Regions from separate parts of the Homo sapiens genome. Here all the other regions are linked to region 4. The links are chromatin loops, found by intact Hi-C in ENCODE. Cell type or tissue: heart left ventricle. All regions are shown on one strand.

The links. Hi-C counts contacts between places; a loop is a spot of excess contacts. Peaks named below come from ENCODE experiments on the same cell type or tissue, not always from the same donor. Only the 100,000 strongest peaks of a DNase experiment are listed, where the experiment ranks them.
Region 1: a loop joins it to region 4, with 3 times the contacts of the local background. A loop is called at or near these places in 25 of 110 quality-filtered maps.
Region 2: a loop joins it to region 4, with 4 times the contacts of the local background. A loop is called at or near these places in 46 of 110 quality-filtered maps.
Region 3: it touches region 4 in a loop (10-fold over the local background); 5 of 110 quality-filtered maps call a loop at or near these places.

The regions. Positions count from the first base shown.
Region 1 is chr5:178,277,240-178,282,239 of GRCh38, reverse strand. The region is part of intron 5 of COL23A1 (collagen type XXIII alpha 1 chain); the gene reads left to right. Among named protein-coding and RNA genes, the nearest start is that of PHYKPL, 47 kb to the right of the region's middle. In heart left ventricle, a CTCF peak has its summit at 2,093 (motif pointing left); DNase peaks (open chromatin) are centred at 779 and 2,059.
Region 2 is chr5:178,548,809-178,553,808 of GRCh38, reverse strand. All of the region lies in intron 2 of COL23A1 (collagen type XXIII alpha 1 chain), which reads left to right. Among named protein-coding and RNA genes, the nearest start is that of COL23A1, 39 kb to the left of the region's middle. In heart left ventricle, a CTCF peak has its summit at 2,527 (motif pointing right); no DNase peak of the experiment used is centred here.
Region 3 is chr5:178,524,613-178,529,612 of GRCh38, reverse strand. All of the region lies in intron 2 of COL23A1 (collagen type XXIII alpha 1 chain), which reads left to right. Among named protein-coding and RNA genes, the nearest start is that of COL23A1, 63 kb to the left of the region's middle. RefSeq lists enhancers at 2,486-3,234, 3,611-4,810. In heart left ventricle, no CTCF peak of the experiment used is centred here; a DNase peak (open chromatin) is centred at 2,052; H3K27ac peaks cover 2,093 bases.
Region 4 is chr5:178,458,305-178,463,304 of GRCh38, reverse strand. The region is part of intron 2 of COL23A1 (collagen type XXIII alpha 1 chain); the gene reads left to right. It overlaps LOC124901148 (a long non-coding RNA gene), which reads left to right. Exons shown (of 2, transcript XR_007059080.1): 1 at 1-5,000. Among named protein-coding and RNA genes, the nearest start is that of COL23A1, 130 kb to the left of the region's middle. In heart left ventricle, CTCF peaks have their summits at 1,793 and 2,001 (motif pointing left); a DNase peak (open chromatin) is centred at 1,994; H3K27ac peaks cover 2,001 bases.

The sequences.
Region 1 (5,000 bases), 180 kb after region 4:
CCTCATTCATACCTCCGTGTCATAGCCGTTATTAGAAATTAGGAAGAATTTCTAAATCTTCCCCTGGTAATGAAATGTCCAGTTCTGTATCACTGTGCAGGGTGTCCCTGCAGAGGAGCAGCTGAACGGAGCAGGGCATGCTCAGCCTGGGCAATATGGCAAAACCCCATCTTTTTTTTTTTTTTTTGGAGACAGTGTCTTGCTCTGTCGCCCAGGCTGGAGTGCAGTGGCATGATCTCGGCTCACTGTAACCTTCGCCTCCTGGGTTCAAGTGATTCTCGTGCCTCAGCCTCCCAAGTAGCTAGGATTACAGGTACGCACCACCACGCCTGGCTGATTTTTTTGTGTTTTTAATAGACACAGGGTTTTGCCATGTTGCACAGGCTGGTCTCAAACTCCTGAGCTCAGGCAATCTGACCACCTCGGCCTCCCAAAGTGCTAGGATTACAGGCATGAGCTGCCAATCCTGGCCGAATCCCCGTCTGTTTTAAAAAATAAAATTTTAAATCAATCAATTAATTATTAAAAAGTAGAAAAGGCCTCCTTGGCTACAGGGCAGAAACTGGAGGAAGGGGTGCGGGTAGGAGGCGGTTGCACTAATTTGCTGGTGAAGCCTGAATGACTAACAGAAACGAGGGCTGGCAGGCGTCACAGGTCAGCTCTGAGCACACCCAAAACCACACGCACGGCACCTCCTGGGCCCCGGAGCGCCGTGCCCAAGCCCCTCTGGAGTCGAGGGAGCGGTGACTGCACTTCATCTCCGGCCTCAGTCCTGGGAGCAGCGACAGCCGGGGCCCCAGGGGACTGCGAGAGCTCTGGGCTGAAATGTGGTCTGTGAGACGGGGCCTCGGCCTGGGACCAATTTTGAAATGAAGGACTCGGATGGACGGTTTGGAATTAATCAAGTGAACAAGAAAGGCCCATGGAGCACCGCACGTTCACACGCTCTCTTGCACTCTTGTAGTTCAAAAACAGCTTTGATTATAAAAATGTAATCAGTTAAACGATTTATCTGAAATATCCCAAATTCATCTGTTTTTAGATTTCAACATCCTCCATCTCATTTCCGTCTGACCCCTACAGTGCCACCCCACAATCCCCAGATTCTAGTGAAGCTGAGACCGGATGAAAGCCGACTCCGGAGTCCCTGATAATGGCACGCAGACTGGAACCTCAGGGAGATGCAACCAGGGCCACCATGCTGGCCGTTCTCCCCAGGGCCCTAAGTCTCTTGAGTCCAGCCTCTTGTCTTGGTCCAGCACTGTGTCCCCAGTGTCCCCGTGAGTGTCCCATGTGGGGCAGCCCATTCACAGGAGGCGGCCACCCCAGGTCAGTGGGGCCCGAGCTGCTGCTCCGCCCTCGGCTCCCAGATGCCTCCTGTATCTGCTGCAGTTTTTTGCATCCTCCTGGCAGCAGCCCAGGTACCTCCTGTCCACACCTAGCTCTGGGAGGAGACTTAGCAGGGACAGCAGTGTAGGGGGCCCAGCAGAGGGGGTTGGTCCTGCGCTTTGCTGTTTTGCCTGTGATATGTTTGCAGCGTGGTCACTGGCTGGAACCGCCTCCCACTTCCCCAGGCAACAGACCAGCCCCACAGCATCCTCGCCCCATCACATGGAAGAACATGTTCACAGACCTGCACAAAGTCACCGAGCCAAGCCCAGGTCTTCGAAGCAAATAGACTAAAGAGAAAGCAGTGATTTTGGTATGAAGCTGCCCCCGACCAGGACCCAGGGCTGGCACGATGTCCAGCCCATGCAGTGGAGACAGAATGGGCCCAGGGGTCTATAGTCCATGTGGCCTCAGGCACGTCCCTGGCCCCGCCAAGCCTCGGCCCCTTCAGCTATTGGGGGAACCAAGGAGATGACGCAGGAGAGCTTCAGAGTTGGGCACACGGACTGGGTTCAGGGACCGTTCCCACTGCTCTGTCCATTACCAATGCCAGCCAGGGAAGCCTGTGAGGCTGAAGGCGCCCCTTTTGGGCCTGCATCCTCAATGGCCAGCGTCCTGGCTGATCGCCCAGGCTGTGGCCCGAGGGCGGGAGTCCAGCGCAAGAGTCCGCCAGGGCTGGAGGCAGCCTTCGGCAGGTCAAGCGCGCCCTCTAGTGTTCCCTGGCCGGGCACGAGAGCCAGCAGGATGGACGTTCATTCAGAGAATCGTTCCCTTCACCGTTGTTGATCCATTCAGCGGGTATTTACTGTGTTCTCGTTATGTACGAGGCGCTTCGGCATTTGGGATACGGTAGCAGGAAACACATCCAGGGGTCCCTCCCCACTTGGAGCCTGTGGTTGAGTGGCAGACAGAACAAAAAACTCCCACAAATTCCAGCTTCACTATGCCTCGTGGCCAGGGCTAGGAGGCGGGGCTCCCGTTACCCAGACCTGGCCTGGTGGGGGTCAGGGGCACCGCCTTGAGGAAGGGAGGTGTGAGTCGAAGTCAGAAGGTGAAGAGGATGCTGATAAGTGGGGAGTTTCAGGGGGAACATCCAGAGAGGGTGCACCCAAGATGGGCCGGGATGGTAAGGGCGTAGGGGGAGGTGAGAAGCCTGTGTCCCTGGAGCACCCAGCCTTGAGGAATTGGCCATCTCTTGTCCACTCTGGAGTTCCACCCCGGGTGGCTGGACAAAGGGGCCCACAGCCCCACCCACCCAAGCTGAGAGCCCTCCCTGGGCTGGAACCTGAGGCCTCGTCTTCCCAGCCACGTGGAGGTTCTGGGCACAATTGAACCAGGCGCTGCAAGGTGGAGGGTCTAGCCTGAGAAGGACCAGGCTTAAACAAAATCTTTGCAAACCCCTCAGTCTGCCCGGGGAGCAGTGAGTTCCACATCACCAGGGGTGTGCGAGCCAAGGCTGCACATCCTCCGGTCAGGAAGGGCATCTGTGGTGGGCACTGGAGCCATGTGGCTGGTCACTGTGGGAGGAGAGGTGGCAGGAAGACAGAGCAGTGAGTCCATAAGTGAGAAACTGGCGGGGGCGGGAGCTGAAGAAGGCTCCTCAGAAGAGGTGACACGTGAGTCTGGAAGGAGGCGCTCAGGAGGAAGAGGTTGTCCTTGAATGCCAGGCCAGGGGTACAGCTTTGCCCTGAGGGCAGTGGGTGAGGGTGTGCCAGGTGCTACAGCAGCCAGAGGAGGGGCAGTCAGCAGGCAGGGCACAGGGCTCGAGCAAAGCTTTGGGCTGGTGTCCTGGCCTCTCCGAGCTCCAGATCTTCATCTGTGAAATGGGGATGATGAGGCTTCTGCCTGGCCGGTCTGTGGTCAGGGCCAGTGACATCTAGATAGGGAGGGAAGGGCCCACATTGCTTCAGCTCCACTCTGTTCCCTGGCTTCATTTACCCCAGGGCTGGCCCAGCGCGTCACAGCTGCTCTCATTAACCCACCCTTCCCCTGCTGCCTGCTGTGAGCCCAGATCCAGGGAGCCATTCCATCCGCAACACACTCAGTTTGCAGAGGAGGAAACGCGCTCCAGGGAAATTCAGCAGCTCACTCCCAGGTCTACGGGGCAGGACCTCATCATCAGGATGTACCCTGCTCCTTCACTGTGCAGGAAGGATGGGTATGTGGGGCAGGAGGTAGGGGGCCTGGCGGAGGCTGGCCCAGGAGGGTGGGAGGACTGGAGAGATGGACCTGAGCTAGAATTGCAGGCTCACGGGCTCACTGACGCTTGCAGCCGCCGGCAAGTGAGAAAATAGATGAGGCTGGTTGGGCGCAGGAGAGCAGAGAAAACGGCAGGGCCTGGGGTGAATCGGGGCACCCGCCCCATCGGGGTGCAGTTCCGCACATGCAGTCATCACTACCACATCTTCCAACATTTCCAGAGAAGCTGGAAATCCAAATTCTATAAAAATCCTTTGCATTTTTAAGGGTTTCAACCAGTTCTTTACCAGTGGGTGACAATTGTCTGTGGAAACCAAGGAGGGCCCACCCCACAGCCTAGGGGGCAGCTCTCAGGGAGGCTGGGAAACCAACCATGCCCCAAGGGTGGGGCAGGAGGGCAGAGCTTGGCCTGGGCATGGTCCAGGGGCCACAGGGCGAGGCAGAGTGACTGCAGCTTCAGTGTGTGCTGCGAGCTGTCCTGGTCACGCTGTCTCCCTCTAGACTGCCTCGTGGAGTTTGGCCACGCTGTGGCGGTCACCCTTCTGTGAAGGTCACACTTCCCGTCAGCTGCTGCTCCCTACTCTGGATTTCCACCCCATCCACGGCTGGCACCAAAATGAGCTGATGGTGTGTTCCCCCAGACTTCCTTCCACCAGAACAGCCCTCTGTGCCTGAGCTGGTGACCTGGGCAGCTCAGTCAGACACATCCCGGCCCGCCGGTCCCATCCTCCATCCTCCCTCACCCCACGGGGGTCAAGCTCTTTCCTCTCTGCCACCTTAATGAGGAACAGTATTTTCTGATACCTGACAGGGTAATCATGTCTCTCCCCACCAGTCATGGGCAAATGTGTCATTTCAGCAGGTATTTTTGGGATCGGTTCAAAGGCACAGTGCTGTAAACACCACCTCTGCTAGCCATGATGTGTGACATGGACATACATGTAATTACTTCCAGCACACTCAGGCATCACCGAGCAGGTCCTCTCCCCAAAATAGAAGCCAGCCGGTTTCACAGCCTCACAGCATCATAGAGCTGAAAGGGCCCTGGGAGACTTTCTAGGCCAAGGGTTACAAATCAGATGCCCTGCAGAGCTGGCGAGTCACCTCGCCATGGGCAGCAGGCTAGGCGTGAGACCACAGGGAAGGGTGGAGCCTGTGGACCAGGGTCTGCGAGATCTCCCGGCTTTTCAAGAAAAGCCCAAACTCTGGACGTTTATGTAAAAGGTTGCAATTTTTAAATGTGACTAATTCATTTGGTTTGGGGTTCTTTGTTTTTTTGTTTGTTTGAGACAAAGTCTCGCTCTGTCACCCAGGCCGGAGTGTAGTGGTGCCATCATAGCTCACTGCAGCCTCAACCTCCACGGTTTAAGCAATCCTCCTGCCTCAGCCTCCTGAGTAGCGGGAGCTACAGG
Region 2 (5,000 bases), 91 kb before region 4:
CTTGGCAGACTTTACTGGCACGTTCTTCTAGGACGTGGGTATGAAGATGCTGGCGATGCTGGAGTGAGAGAAACAGAAAAGGAAAGTGTGTGGCCGTGAACCCTCATCAGCCACCCACGTGCCCAGAAGGCCTCGAGCAGAGCTGGGCTTCTGCCCGTCACGCTGTTTGCACTTGTTACTAACCAGGCTCAAACTGCCTGGACATTGTCAGGAACATTCCAGAATGGTATCATCCTTTTCGTTTTCTTTTTGTGTCTTTTTGGATCCTTGCAGAATATTGCAGAGACATTGTGCTTGGTTTCCAAGGATGGGCACTGTACTTGCAATGTCGGGTGATTTTCCAGAAATGAATAATAATCCAGAGTTTAATGCAAGTCAGAAATCCTCTGCTCCATCAAAACATTTGGCAGTTTGCGTAGAGGAGTGAAACTCCACTTAGGACCGTAGAAAGCACAATGTGGAAGTTATACAGAACCTGATACATTTCGTTGATAGTTTATGGAAAATGTCACAGAGCGGAACAGAAGTGGTAAAAGTTGCTCATATTCAGCCTGTTTACTGCCTTACTGCCTTTGTTGGCTGGAAAAGAGCCTAGCGAAGGGCACACGCTGTCTTGGGACTTTTTTTTTTTTTTTTTTTAAGATAGGATCTCACTCTGTCGGCCAGGCAGAAGTGCAGTGGTGCAGTCACGGTTCACTGCAACCTTGAACTCCTGAGCTCAAGTGATCCTCCTGCCTCAGCCGGGATAATAGCTGGGACCACAGGCGTGTGCCACCATGGCTAATTAAAAAAAATTTTCCTGGCCAGGCGCAGTGGCTCACGCCTGTAATCCCAGCACTTTGGGAGGCCAAGGCGGGGGGATCACAAGGTCAGAAGATCAAGACCATCCTGGCCAACATGGTGAAATCCTCTACTAAAAATACAAAAATTAGCCAGGTGTGGTGGCACGCGCCTGTAGTCCCAGCTACTCAGGAGACTGAGGCAGGAGAATCACTTGAACCCGGGAGGTAGAGGTTGCAGTGAGCCAAGATCGCACCACTGCACCCCAGCCTGGCGACAGAGTGAGACTCTGTCTGAAAAAAATTTTTTTTTTTTTTTTTTTAATTTTTTTTGGTGAGTTAGGAGCTCACTTTTTTGCCCAGGCAGGTCTCGAACTCCTGCTTTCAAAAGATCCCCTCCCAAAGTGCTGGGATTACAGGGGTGAGCCACCTTGCCCAGCCTCTCATAGGATTTCAATGCAAGAAATTGTTACCCTTTTTGGGATTATTTTTTATAGAATTTTTTAAAATGATACACGTATATATTTATAAGCATTAAATCTCAGTCGACTTGAGTTTATGGCAAAATTGAGTGGCCTATAAGGCAGCTACCTTGGTATGTCAGACTCTGCCAAGTGAAAGGAGGTCATTTGTGTGTCTGATTTTTTGGGGGGCACGAGAATACTCTGGAGGCTGGTTGCCATTCCCTCGCTTCACTATGCATAGGTATTTGTTCATTCATTCATTCATTCATTCGTCTCTCCTACCCTATTTTGTGCTGGTCCTGGGGGAGCTATTGACTAAGATTCTTAGAGGCAATTGCAGACCCAGTTGTTAGAGGAAGGCAGGAGAGGTACAAGACCCATAACAGATGCGGAGAATAGGATGAGCCCTGAGGAAACACCAGTCCTACAGAAATTACAAGGAGAGATCACTTCGGGTCAGGAGGATCTGGGTTGGAGGAGGGTCCTTCCTGGGGAAGATGATAATTGGGCAAGGTTTTGAAGACTGGTTGTCAGGTTAGCCACCTGGGATGGGGGATGCATTCTGAGAGACTGACATCCTGAGTGGAGGCAGAGGGGAGCTCCGAGCACCGGTGGGAACTCTTGTTTGCTTGGAAGGTGGCAGTGGGAGGGGAGGGTGAGTCCAGGGTCTGGAGAGATTGAGGCTTTATTCCATGGGACACAGTTGATGGTGTCTGAGTGGAATTTAGCTTTAAGACGAGGGCTCTGGAAACAGCATGAAGGACAGACTAGATCATACTTGGTTCCAACAGAGGGGCCCCTGAGGGGGTGCTCAGGGCAGGAGACAGCTTGCCTGGTTCACTGCAGCATCCCCTAAATCCAGCACGGTGCCAGGCACGGGGAGGAGGGTTGATAACGCCCTGTCGAATGGCCATGAGAATTGATAGCCGGGAACAGCTGTGAGAGGCACTGGGTCATGTGGTGGACAGAACTCACAAACTGGGTGGGTGGGCACAGGAGAAGACAGAGAAGCCTGAAGCAGCATGCCTTTGGGGAGGGGAAGCTGCGCAGAAACAGGAAATCCCCAAAGAGGGATCAATTTGGAAGAGAAGATGGTAAGCATGGTTTTGGGCAGTGGACCTTAAGAACCAATTTGTAAGACCCACTGATGAAAGGAAAAAAATAATTAGAAGTCTTCTCTTAAAGCATAGTTTAACCACCTGAGTCTATCAATTATAAAATGTGTCATGTCCTATAAATAAAGATCTTGAAGTTTCTGTGCTGACCATTGGAATCTGGAGATGTTCTTGTGACCACTAGATGGAGCCCATTATACTCATTAAATTCTATAGAAATTGAACAGGAATGTAAAAGAAAAATAATTTATATATATTTAAATATATAAATATAAAATATATTAATATAATATATAACATATAATATATTAATATATATTTTAAAATTACTAGAAAGCACACAAAAGTTCAAACCAAGAGCAGTGACACACAAAGTTAACCACCTGCTCTGGTGTTTCTCTCCAAAAATGGAAGACCCTCAGAATTTTCCAGATGGTTCCAGAATCAAGCGGTTTGCTGTTGGTTTGGGGAGATGATGAAGATTCTGTGAAAGGTAGACTATCTGTTAGAAAACAGATTTCTAGAACATTTGCCACTGACCCAGTACTTACAGAGCACCATCAGGTTTAATTGTAGTGGAGAATCCCTGAAACTCTGGGAAGACAAGACCAGAGCTGTCTTGACCCCAGCTTGGCCAACTCCGTGCCAACTATTGAGTGACAGGTGCAGCCTTTTACTCTGTGGGGTGTCATTATCACACGCCCCCCTATGCCAGGAGCTCACCCACATGCTGTAGCGGCCTTTCCTGGGGGACAGGTTCAGTGCAGTAATACTATCTGGCTTCTTACCTGACTTCTTATGCCGGGGTATATTCCACATGGATTGAAGATCTAAATGTAAAAAATACAACCATGGCTGGCTAGACAAAAATACGATACATCACTTTTTAAAATTACGCAGTAGAAACAGATTTTATAAGCCTGGCACTGAAGTCAGAAACCATAAAGCCGTGCTTCTCAACTGGGACTGTTTTGCCCCCAGGAGGTCACATGGCAGTATTTGGAGACATTTGTAGTTGATCATACTTTGTGGGTGCTACTGGCATATGGACTAGGTAGAGGCAGGGGTGCTGTTGAGTGTCCTACAAAGCCCAGGACAGCCACCACCACAAAGAACTATCCGGTCCCAAATGTTAGTAGTGCCCAGGTTGAAAAACCTTGCCATAGAAGAAAACATTTCCTTGAACATTTTAAGCTTAAAAGGTTAAATTTTCTGTATAGACAGAAAAATCTTCTTTAGTTTACATATTTGGGCAAAAACTAAGTGAAGTTATGTGAACTCAGATCAGCTCTCACAGATAAAACAACTTGCTAGGTTTCCTAGTTTCCTGGGAGTAGAGCACTTCAGATTCCAGAAATGATATATTTGCACATTATGGTAATTTGCTAGAAGCAAGAATGGAGTCTCATGGAGGTATCTGATCATTCTTTTGCCCAACCAGATCCTTTCTTTACTTAATATTAAAAAATAATTTTAATTTTCATTACAGAATGTTTCAAATATATAAAAAAGTACAGAGAAGAATATAATACTGATGTCCGTTTCATCTAGATTTAATGAATAACATCATTTTCTCATGTTTGTTATTTTGTTGTTAAAGAAATTGTTTTTGTTTTTGTTTTTGTTTTGTTTTTTGAGACAGGATTCTGCTCTTGTTGTCCAGGCTGGAGTGCAATGGTGCAATCTCGGCTCACTGCAACCTCTGCCTCCCGGATTCAAGCGATTCTCCTGCCTCAGCTTCTCACGTAGCTGGGATTACAGGAGCACACCACCACGCCTGGCTAATTTTTTGTATTTAGTAGAGACAGGGTTTCACCATATTTGTCAGGCTGGTCTCAAACTCCTGACCTCAGGTGATCTGCCCACCTCAGCCTCCCAAAGTGATGGGATTACAGGCATGAGCCATCGTGCCTGGCCAAGAAATGAAATGTTTTAGACAGAGCCAAGGTACCAGTTCCTCTCCCATTCCCCTATTCTCTGCCAGGCAACAAATGTCTTGAGTTGGTAGCTATACTTTTTCTGCATGTTTTCTGTATATTATATTTTATTAAATATGTGTACCATGGCAATATATTTTATTGTCCTACTACTTGTTATTTGTGTGTCTTTTCATCTGTTTTATCCCTTCATTTTTTTTTTCAAGAAGTATTTGTATGGGTCCGGGCATGGTGGCTCATGCCTGTAATCCCAGCACTTTGGGAGGCCGAGGCGGGTGGATAACCTGAGGTCAGGAGTTCGAGACCAGCCTGACCAACATGGTGAAACCCCGTCTCTACTAAAAATACAAAAATTAGCCGGGTGTGGTGGCATGCGCCTGTTATCCCAGCTCCTCGGGGCTGAGGCAGGAGAATTGCTTGAACCTGGGAAGCGGAGGTTGCAGTGAGCCGAGATCGTGCCATTGCACTCCAGCCTGGGCAACAGAGCGAGACTCCATCTCAAAAAAAAAGAAGTATTTGTATGGATGCTTGCAGGTCTAGTCATTTCCTGTGACTGTCGTTTCTACAATGGAGCACTGCAGCATGCCATCGCAGTGTATGAACATACTACTATTCATCTCGTCTGCTGCTGATAGACATTTATTTTTATTTAAGTTTTTGTTGTTTTTGCTATTAAAAAGCCTTGATGGACATTTTTAAAAATTC
Region 3 (5,000 bases), 66 kb before region 4:
GTGACAGAAACTTAACTCTGAGTGGCATGACAAAATAAAGCAAAAAAATGAATTTTGTTTGTTTGATTTTGGTTTATGTAACTAGAAAGGCCACGGGTAGATTTCTCACTTCAGGCATCACTGGGTGCCAGGACTGAAGGGAGATTCCTCCCTGCACCTCAGTGTTACACAGTTGCACTTGGGGCCCCAAGAAACCAGGCGTCTGATGGTCACGCCACGTGCAGTTCCCTCCCACACTGACTCTGGGCTTCACGCCACGTGCAGTTCCCTCCCACACTGACTCTGGGCTTCACTGTGATTTGTCTGGGCCAACTGGACACTAGCAAGTGTGATACAAGTAGAGGCTGGAGGAGCCGCTTGCTCATTATGGTTGTCCTCTTGCAACACATCCTCACGGAATCCAGCCACCCAGACGTAAAGAAGCCCAGGGCTAGACTGTCGGCTGAAGAGACGCCACATGGAGAGAGTCCTTGGACGACAAGGCCATATCAGACATTCCAGACATCTTAGATAACTCCCTAAGGAGAACAGCCGCGAGGGACCTCAGCCGTAGCTCTGCGGAGCAGAACCGCCCAGCCCTGCGAGGCCATAGAATCCTGAGAAACAATACATTGATGCTTTAGGCCACTGAATTTTGGGTCATGTTGTTTTGAGGTGATAGGTAACTGATACACCGTCTCTAAGCAGTGGCAAGACAGCTGCCAAGAACTCTGGGATCAGAAATCCCAGTGGACACAAAACACCTCTTCCCTTCATTTCGGGAGAAGTGCAAGCATTGAGGGATGGACTCACTTGTTTTATTGAGATGGAGTTTCACTCTTGTTGCCCAGGCTGGAGTGCAATGGCGCGATCTCAGCGCGTCGGAACCTCCGCCTCCTGGGTTCAGGCAATTCTCCTGCCTCAACCTCCCGAGTATCTGGGATTACAGGCACGTGCCACTATGCCCTGCTAATTTTGTATTTTTAGTAGAGATGGGGTTTCTCCATGTTGGTCAGGCTGGTCTCAAACTCTGACCTTGTGACCCACCCGCCTCGGCCTCCCAAAGTGCTGGGATTACAGGCGTGAGCCACTGCGCCCGGCCTTGACTCACATTTAATGAGTGCAAGTCACTTGCTCATCTTGGAACTCATCACTGTGGCCAGGGAGTGAAGACCAGCCCAGAGATGTGTGCCCATCCCTGAAGCGAGTGGGGAGTGGGGTCAGTCCCACTGAAACCTGTGACCTGGGATGAGGGAAGGCAGGGAGAAAAATGAGGCTGTCATTAGCAGAAAAGGGGGCAGCGGAGACAGCAGAAACCACCACAGGTCTCCCCTGTAGGGAGTGTGTGAGATGGTGAAAGGGTGAATGAGTGATCGTGAGTGGGCTTAGGTGAGGAAGAGCTTTAATGAGGGCTAATATTTAAGCCAGGACTTGTCACAGGTGAGGGGCAAGGGTTTCCAGGAGGTGAGCAAGCTGAGGGGTAGAACAGGTGGCAGGAGGCCAGAGGCGGGGACTGGGGCAGTCCCAGTGCCCAGGGAGCAGGAACCGCATCTGAGGTGCACAGATGTCACAGCCAAAAGCCCCGGTATTTGCCAAAATGCCAAATGTGTTCTAGGCCTTCCCCTTGAATGTGAAATTCGGTTTTATTTTAAGAAAAGTGTCCAGGTGTTTCTGATTCATGTACACTTAAGTCATCCTTTTGTGTGTGTGAATGTGGGGAGCTATTTCATGCCAAGAAATCCTGGAAAGGTTTTATCTTGGCATTTTCCATTTCGGGCTGTATCTGAGGAACAAGACGCTGCATTTGCCTGGGGCCAAGCCCATCAGGCTTCCGCCAGGTTTCCAGTATCCAGGCTGCAGGGAGCCTGGCAGGGGCGTGGGCAGGGGCGTCTGAGTGGCAGCTTGTAGTGGAAGGCAGTGGGGTCCCCGGGAGCACACACAGCATGCACTCAGGGCTGACTGAGGTTGTGCCCCACTGGGGATGTGCAGTTGTCTCCAGGTCTTGGCAGAGGCCACCCCTCCCCTGGCCCCTCGTTGGTAACCGAGTCATGAGGACAGTTTGTACGTGGTGCTGTGCCCAGGCAAGCTTGGGACACACCATCCACCCGGGCCAGCCGCTTCCTGGAAATAGAACCTGAGCAGGAGACGTTCTCTTAGAAGGCTGCGGGGTGCCTGGAGGCCCCTTGGAGCTGGCAGAGCCCCAGGGAAGAGAGATGAGGGGGTCAACCGCTGATCTCAGGACAGACAGATGGAAAAGGCCAAGGCTCTTCACATAGAAAGTCAGGAGGCTGCAGGGACGGTGTGGAAACATCTAGACCCCGGCTCCTTCACCCCAGCACAGAAGGGAGAGCTCTCAGGGCGAGGGTGAGTGTCAGTCAGCTCAGACCAGCCCCAGGTCCAGCACTTTTGCTGCCAGCATGCCTGGTGCTGTCCCCCACTCTCCTCACCGAGGGCCCCCCGCCTTGCTGCCTCCCTGAGCCCTGCTTGTCCACACCCATCTGGGCTCCACTTCTGGGGTCCAACTTCCCCCTTTTTTGACTTGGATTTGACCCCCTTCAACACCAAGTGCCCTGCAAGATGTGGCTTGGCTTCCGGACTCAGCTTCCCCCTCCCCGTCCTGGCTGTAATTGGCCTGGGCCCTCTCCTGCCTACCACGGCACCCTGGGGTGCTAGGACAAAGGAGGCCGTCTTTTTGGAAGGCAGCGGTTTGAATGAGTAAGGATAGGAACAGTTTCATACGGCAGTTAATGGAATAAACAGGAGTGCAGGAGCGTGCGATGGACTCATTCTTTCACCCTTACAGCTGCCATTTATGGAGCCCCATGTCTGGATAGCAGAGGAGTGAGGCTGAGGGAACACTGGGGGCTGTAGTCTGAGTTTGAATCCACATTCGGGGCTCAGGTCCTTTGTGGCTTGCCTGAACCCCCTCTATCCTTGGCCCAGCAGTGGAAACACCCCATTGTAGACTCGCTAGCCCCTCTCTTCCCCCAAGAAGCTCCACGGCAGCATCAGACTCTTTTTATTGCAGATGACAGAAACATGACTCAAACTGGCTTCAGCCAGTTCAAAGAGAATTTACTGGGCTCTGGAGTTTACTGGTTTCAGGAGCCGCAGATGCCCTCCTGGTGGGCTTGCTCGCCTCTGGGTTCTGCAGTCCTGTGTGTTGGCCTCATTCTCAGGCAAACACTTCCCCACCAGGCCCATGTCCTTCTCGCTCAGCATGCCAGCAGAGTCCCATAGAGGACGTTCCCTGGTCCAGCCACAGCTACATGTCCCGTGAGCCTGTCACTGTAACTGAGAGGGTGTGGGGCTTTGCTTGGCCCCCCAGGTCAGGGGATAGAGTCAGCTCCCTGCAAACCCACATGGGCTGATCCAGGCAAAGGGGCAGTTCCCGGGGCAGCCAGAAGGGTACTACTGGAAGTATGGGAAGGATTTTGGAAAGGCAAAACCCACAGGAGTCGACCCCAGGGCCTACTCTCTCCCACATGCCTTTCCTGCTCATTCCCTGGCCCTCTGCCCTCTCTCCTTCAGGAAGCCCTCTTGGGTTACTGCAGCCCTTGTGCTTTCTTCCTTCCCAGCACTCCGAGGACACTCGCCTCCGCTGGGCCTGCCTGTGCAGTGCTGACTACCTCAAGCTGTTACCATCTTCAAGTTTGTATGAGTTTGCTTTCCCTCTAGAGGTATATGGAGGTCTTGAGGTCAGGCCTGTGTTCCTAAGGCAGCTGATGAGGTGTAAAGAGTTTTGGGCTCTTCTCCAGTGCTTCTGGCCTAGGCCGTGCTTTGCCTGTGGATACATTTTACCTGATCTTCATTTTTCATGTTAATGAAGTTTTTCCTATGAGCCTTGGACACATTATCTTTTTCCATTTTGCACTGAGTGTTTTAGATAAAGCCTTCGGGTCCTGGGGTCTGCGCGCTGTGTCGCCATTTCTTACCAGCCATGTGAGCTTAGCCTTCGGGTCCTGGGGTCTGCGCGCTGTGTCGCCATTTCTTACCAGCCATGTGAGCTTAGCCTTCGGGTCCCGGGGTCTGCGCGCTGTGTCGCCATTTCTTACCAGCCATGTGAGCTTAGCCTTCGGGTCCCGGGGTCTGCGCGCTGTGTCGCCATTTCTTACCAGCCATGTGAGCTTAGCCTTCGGGTCCCGGGGTCTGCGCGCTGTGTCGCCATTTCTTACCAGCCATGTGAGCTTAGCCTTCGGGTCCTGGGGTCTGCGCGCTGTGTCGCCATTTCTTACCAGCCATGTGAGCTTAGCCTTCGGGTCCCGGGGTCTGCGCGCTGTGTCGCCATTTCTTACCAGCCATGTGAGCTTAGCCTTCGGGTCCTGGGGTCTGCGCGCTGTGTCGCCATTTCTTACCAGCCATGTGAGCTTAGCCTTCGGGTCCTGGGGTCTGCGCGCTGTGTCGCCATTTCTTACCAGCCATGTGAGCTTAGCCTTCGGGTCCCGGGGTCTGCGCGCTGTGTCGCCATTTCTTACCAGCCATGTGAGCTTAGCCTTCGGGTCCTGGGGTCTGCGCGCTGTGTCGCCATTTCTTACCAGCCATGTGAGCTTAGCCTTCGGGTCCTGGGGTCTGCGCGCTGTGTCGCCATTTCTTACCAGCCATGTGAGCTTAGCCGAGTTATTTAACCTCTTGTTGCCCTAGTTTCTTTCTTCATCTTAAAATGAAAACACGTAGCATAAAGAGTTACGCAGTTTAGGTGGGTGGTGCGTGTGTAAATGGAGTCCCGCAGAGTGCTGGGCTCCCAGACAGCTGTTGAATGAATGAATGACTGCATTGCTGCGTGAGTGAGTGAGCGAGTGTGTGAGTGAGTGAGTGATCTGTGGGTCTGTTGTGGAGCCACATGGCCTGTTAGGGCTCTAGACAGGGGCCCTTATGAAAAAAGAAGGCCCTGCTTCAGGGGCATAGGAGGCGTCAGGCAGGCAGCAGGGCAAGAGCCAGCCCTGCCTCGGGTCAGCGTGGCCTGGAAGTTGGCCAGGTCTGCAGGAGAATGGGCAGGTGTGGCCAGGTGGTCCATGGGGGAG
Region 4 (5,000 bases):
TCTGAAACACTTAAAATTCAAAAATGCTTATTTATTTTCTGGAAAGAATAGAAAGAAATCCTTAATTTACTTGCATCTTACCTAGCCTGAAGTAAAAACGGTGCTTGTAGCTTAAGGGTATGCAGCTCTCAAGATAACTGGAATCTTTGGAGCAAAAAAGCCCATCCGTGCTGCTGAAGTTCAGATGCACTTAAAAAAATAGTTCCCTTTGTGTCGCTGCGCGGTGAGGCGTGAAATTGCACCTAACCATCTGCTGACGTGGCCTTTGCACATTCCAGCCCTTGCAACCTTTGGGTAAGGTACATGGTGCCAGCCTTCAGCTGGTTCTGCTTTGCTAATTATTCCAAATAAAGAGCAAACGCCGCCTTCCTGTTTCTCTCCTCCTCGTTCCGCAGTCATCTGCTGTCCGTAAATTTTCACCAAGTTTCACACCAGTTTCCATTTTGGCTCCAGCTCTGAAGACGGAACCATGGGGACATTTGTTAATGAAAAATCTGGGAAATTTGATGTGGGAAACGTTCTTTTGCTACAGGCATCTAATTGTTGAGAGGATCTGACTCGTAATTTGTAGTTAAATTTGTTAAATCCCGGAAGGTTTTGATTTTTTTGTTTTTGTTGTTTCAGTAATGCAGAGTCAAAATTAAGTTAAAAAATTGTTCTACCTTTGTATTTGGCCTGGTCGTGCATTTTCATCAGCTGTTATGGATGGAGGATACTGAATAGCACAACAATAGTAATTTGGGGATTACTCAATGGGGGTGATTTATAGAAACTCGAAGCTCTTAACATAATGTTTTGTTAAAAATGCTTCCTCTTGTTGTGCCTGATTTAATACAGATTCTTCTCTTTTGTTCTTTATTCCTTTAAATGACTGAAGTAAGTTAAATGCATACAGGTTTATCTTAGCCTCAAATGCAAAGATAAAAGGAATCAATATGAAAAGCACCCTATAAGTTACATCAGTGACAGAAGAATGTTGAATTTTCATTACTGACCAGAGTAAATGCCTCAGCTGCTTTTGTTTAAAAGCTGTGTTGGGGATTGGGCCTGATTGCTGGGTGGGGGGGAACCTCTTGGAGACTCCATGTCATCTGTGAAATGACAGTAATAAAACCAGAGTTAAATTATGTGGAAATGTTTACCATGCATGGCACAGAGGAAATGTTGAGTAGATGGCTACTTATATCACAAGCCCCTCCTCCCATCCTTCCAAAATGCTTAATAAGCTCCTACTATGAGCCAGCAGCTGTGCTGGGTGCCAAGAACACAGTGCTGTGCAAACTCACCAACTCAAAACCAATTTGCAGTGCACCGTCTGATTGCCTGGGCAGGAACTTTCGCGGCAGCTCCTTGAAGTACCACAACTCATCCGCCTCTTCCCTGACATTTCCTTCTGTTCTTGAACTTGTGTAGAATTCATTGTCTGTGTTCTCCAATTTGCACCCCTATATTTTCCTCCAACATGCCATTGCTGTCTTGAACCCCTGTTATTTCGAATAGGATAAAAAACCCTACCAGTGTCCTCAATATGTACGGAGAACATGTTGTGTGCTTGCCAAGACTTCATTTTATCCTCTCACAAACTCCCTGTTAGGTGAATATGGTTCTCTACCTTGTATTACAGGTGAGGAGACTGAGGCAAATTGCCCAAGGCCGTGAGCCAGCAGGAGCTTCTGTTTGTAAGGACTGTTGCATGCTGGCTACTCCGGTCTCTCCAAGTAGACAAATCATTTAAAATACCCTCAAAGCATTCCCACAGTTATCTAAGCTATTAAAAAATGGTTTGTACTTTCAGAGGGCATTGCCTGCTCACCATGATGCCGAATAGGCCCTCCTTGGGTGGACTCTCCCTGTGGCTAACCAGGCCCAGCGACTGCTAGAGCCCAGTTTGAGAAAGCTAGAGGCACTGGGGATGGCAGGTCCCTTGGCCTGACTCTACTCAGCTCCTCTTCCAGGCCTGTGGGTGATGGGCCTGTCTTTGCCGCGGCTGCCCCTTGTGGTGGAAACAGCCATTACAGCTAGGAGAGGTCACCAGGACATGGCCAGGCTGGACTCGTGGCGGTGGCCAGCCTGGGCACACACTGATGCTCCTGTGGAGAGTCCTTGTGGCCACAAGGTTGGGAGAAGTGACTTGTTCTTGAGGGGCGAAGCAGCACGAGGAATTCGGCTCCTGGGCTGCAGCCAGTTCCCATCTCTGCACAATTTCGTGGAAGTCCCCTGGTCCTGCTGCCAAAAATGTAAAGTGGCTTGTTTCTGTTCCCCAACCTGCCTTAGAGGGCAGCTCTCTTAAAGGGCTGCCATCCGACTTTCCCATGGGAGTTTATGCTATTTATTTCTTTACGTTTAAAAAAAATGGGGGCATGAGCTGAGACCCCCACAACTTGAATGTTATAGAATAGGGGAAGGGGCAATCTTGGGTGTCTCTCTTCCCTCCCGCACTGACTGAAGACCACAGGGCAGCATGGTCTGGGGCTTGTTTTTTTATTTTTGTCCATATATCCTAGCAACATACGGCTGGTAAGACCTTTTATAAAATGTGGAGGCCAAAAAATGTCCATGCATGCCAGGGGAACAGGCATAAGATAAGAAAAGCAGGGCAAAGGGATTCCGTGGATTTTCACTGGAAGCAAAAGGCAGCCAGCTAGGGTGGGATACTTGTCAGACTGCATGGAAAGCATCTGGGAAGCCGAGGCTGCTCAACAGTGGGAACCTGAAAGCTGTTTTCCCGTCTAGAAGAGGAGAGAGCCACACCAGGATTTGGACATCTTTTACTATTTCGCCCTCTCACAGAAGCTCTTCTGAGAGCCCAGATGATGTTTCCCAGTTTGGATGAACAGGTTATTAGGATTATTTTCTCCACTTGACAGAGCTTTCCTTACAGATCCCAGCAGCCCACCTGGCACTGCCCTGTCTCGGTGGCTAGACGGCTGGTCCATCCTACTGGGATGGGCAGTGCCATGCTCATCTTTGCCAAGGGCTTTTTTCTTTGTGGTTATTTTCCCCTTGGGGTAAAGAACTGTGGGTGCCATCTGTCTGTGCCTGGGGAAGGTGCTTCTGTAGTAGGTCTGCTGTGAATTGTTTAGTTGATAAAATCTGGGGGTTCTGCATGGCAAATCCTCTGAGTTCTTGGCTGTTCAGGAGACTGTTGGAAGTGATTAGGAAAAGCAGAAATAAACACACTATGAACATCACAGCTGGGCTTTCCCTAACAAATCCCAGGTTCGATGCTTTTAAAAATCTATTTCTATAATTATAAACTAAGGCATACACATAATAGAAAACAGAAAATATAAAGAAGGAGATTTTAAAAACACCCATTATACCACCATAAAGAGATAACAGTTGTTATTAACATCGTATTGAATTTTCTTCTTTTGGCTTCAAAATTGTATGTGTGCGTATAACAAGACAGAACACTCTCTATTAGTTTTGTAGCTTTTTTCCATCCTGGCCATATCATGAACATTTCTCCATGTCATTAAATTGTTTAGGGAAAAAAATCTTATTTGAAATGTCTTCTAACCCTTTTTATATTAATTTTTTGAGACAGCATCTTGCTTTGTCACCCAGGCTGTAATGCAGTGACACAATCTCAGCTCACTGCAACCTCCAACTCCTGGGTTCAAGCGATTCTCCTGCCTCAGCCTCCCAAGTAGCTGGGATTATAGGTGCACGCCACCACGCCCGACTAAGTTTTGTATTTTTAGTAGAAATGAGGTTTCACCACGTTGTCCAGGCTGGTCTCAAACTCCTGACCTCAGGTGATCCACCTGCCTTGGCCTCCCAAAGTGCTGAGATTACAGGTGTGAGCCACTGCCCCCGGGCCCCCTTTTTATTATGGAAAAATTTCAAACACTGTACGAAAGTAGAATGATGTGAGCCCCACATACCAGTCACCTGGTTTCTGCAATTACTAAATCACAATTCTTCTTGTTTCATATGTAAACATCTTGTTTCCCACCTATTAGCCACCTGGGTAATTTGGAAGCAAATTATAGACATGTTTATTGTTTTGGCAAATATTTAGTATAAATATTTAAAAGTCAAAGGCATTTTAAAAAATCACCAAAATACCATTTATTACACGTAAACAAATTAAAAATTAACAAATATTTAATTTCCAATAGCAATCCAGTTGATGTGCAAGTTCCCCAACTGTTTCATGATTCTTTGGTGGTTTGAATCAGGATCCAGTCAAGGTTCCCATATTGTGATTGGTTCTTGAGTCTGCGAAGTCTGATTTAGCCCACAGGTTTTGCCTCCTTCCCTTTAATTTTTTCTTACAATTTATTTGTTGAGAAAACTCAGTCCCTTGTCCTGGAGTTTCCCACCACCTGGATTTTGATGATTGTCTTCCTGTGGTGTCATTTAATAGATTCCTCTGCCCCTGTATTTCCTGTAAACTGGTGGGTAGATCTGCAGGCTGCATGAGCTTCAGGTTTGGTTTTGGGGGTAAGAATATTAAGTGGTGGGGTGCACGCCCCACAGGAGGCACAGAATGAAGGTGTTCCTTTTTGTGACGTTCACTGCTGTTGATCATGCTTGCCCAGATCCATTCTATAAGGATTTGTAAAATAATGGTATTTTGATCCTTTTACTCTTCTTCGTTGTTTTGTTTATTTTTTGTTTGTTTGTTTGTTTGTTTTGTTTCTTGTGTTTTTTTTTTTGGAGACAGAGTCTTGCTGTGTTGCCCAGGCTGGAGTGCAGTGATGCAATCTCAGCTCACTGCAACCTCCACCTCCTGGGTTCAAGTGATTCTCATGACTCAGCCTCCTGAGTAGCTGGAATTATAGGCGTGCACCACCATGCCCAGCTGATTTTTATAGTTTTAGTCAAGACGGAGTTTCACTATGTTGGCCAGGCCAGTCTCGAACTCCTGACCTCAAGTGATCCACCCGGCCTCCCAAAGTACTGGGATTACAGGCATGAGCCACCGTGCCCGGCTCTGTTACTCTTCTTTCTTTATTATCTGGAATACTTCTACAAAGAGAACTGCACCC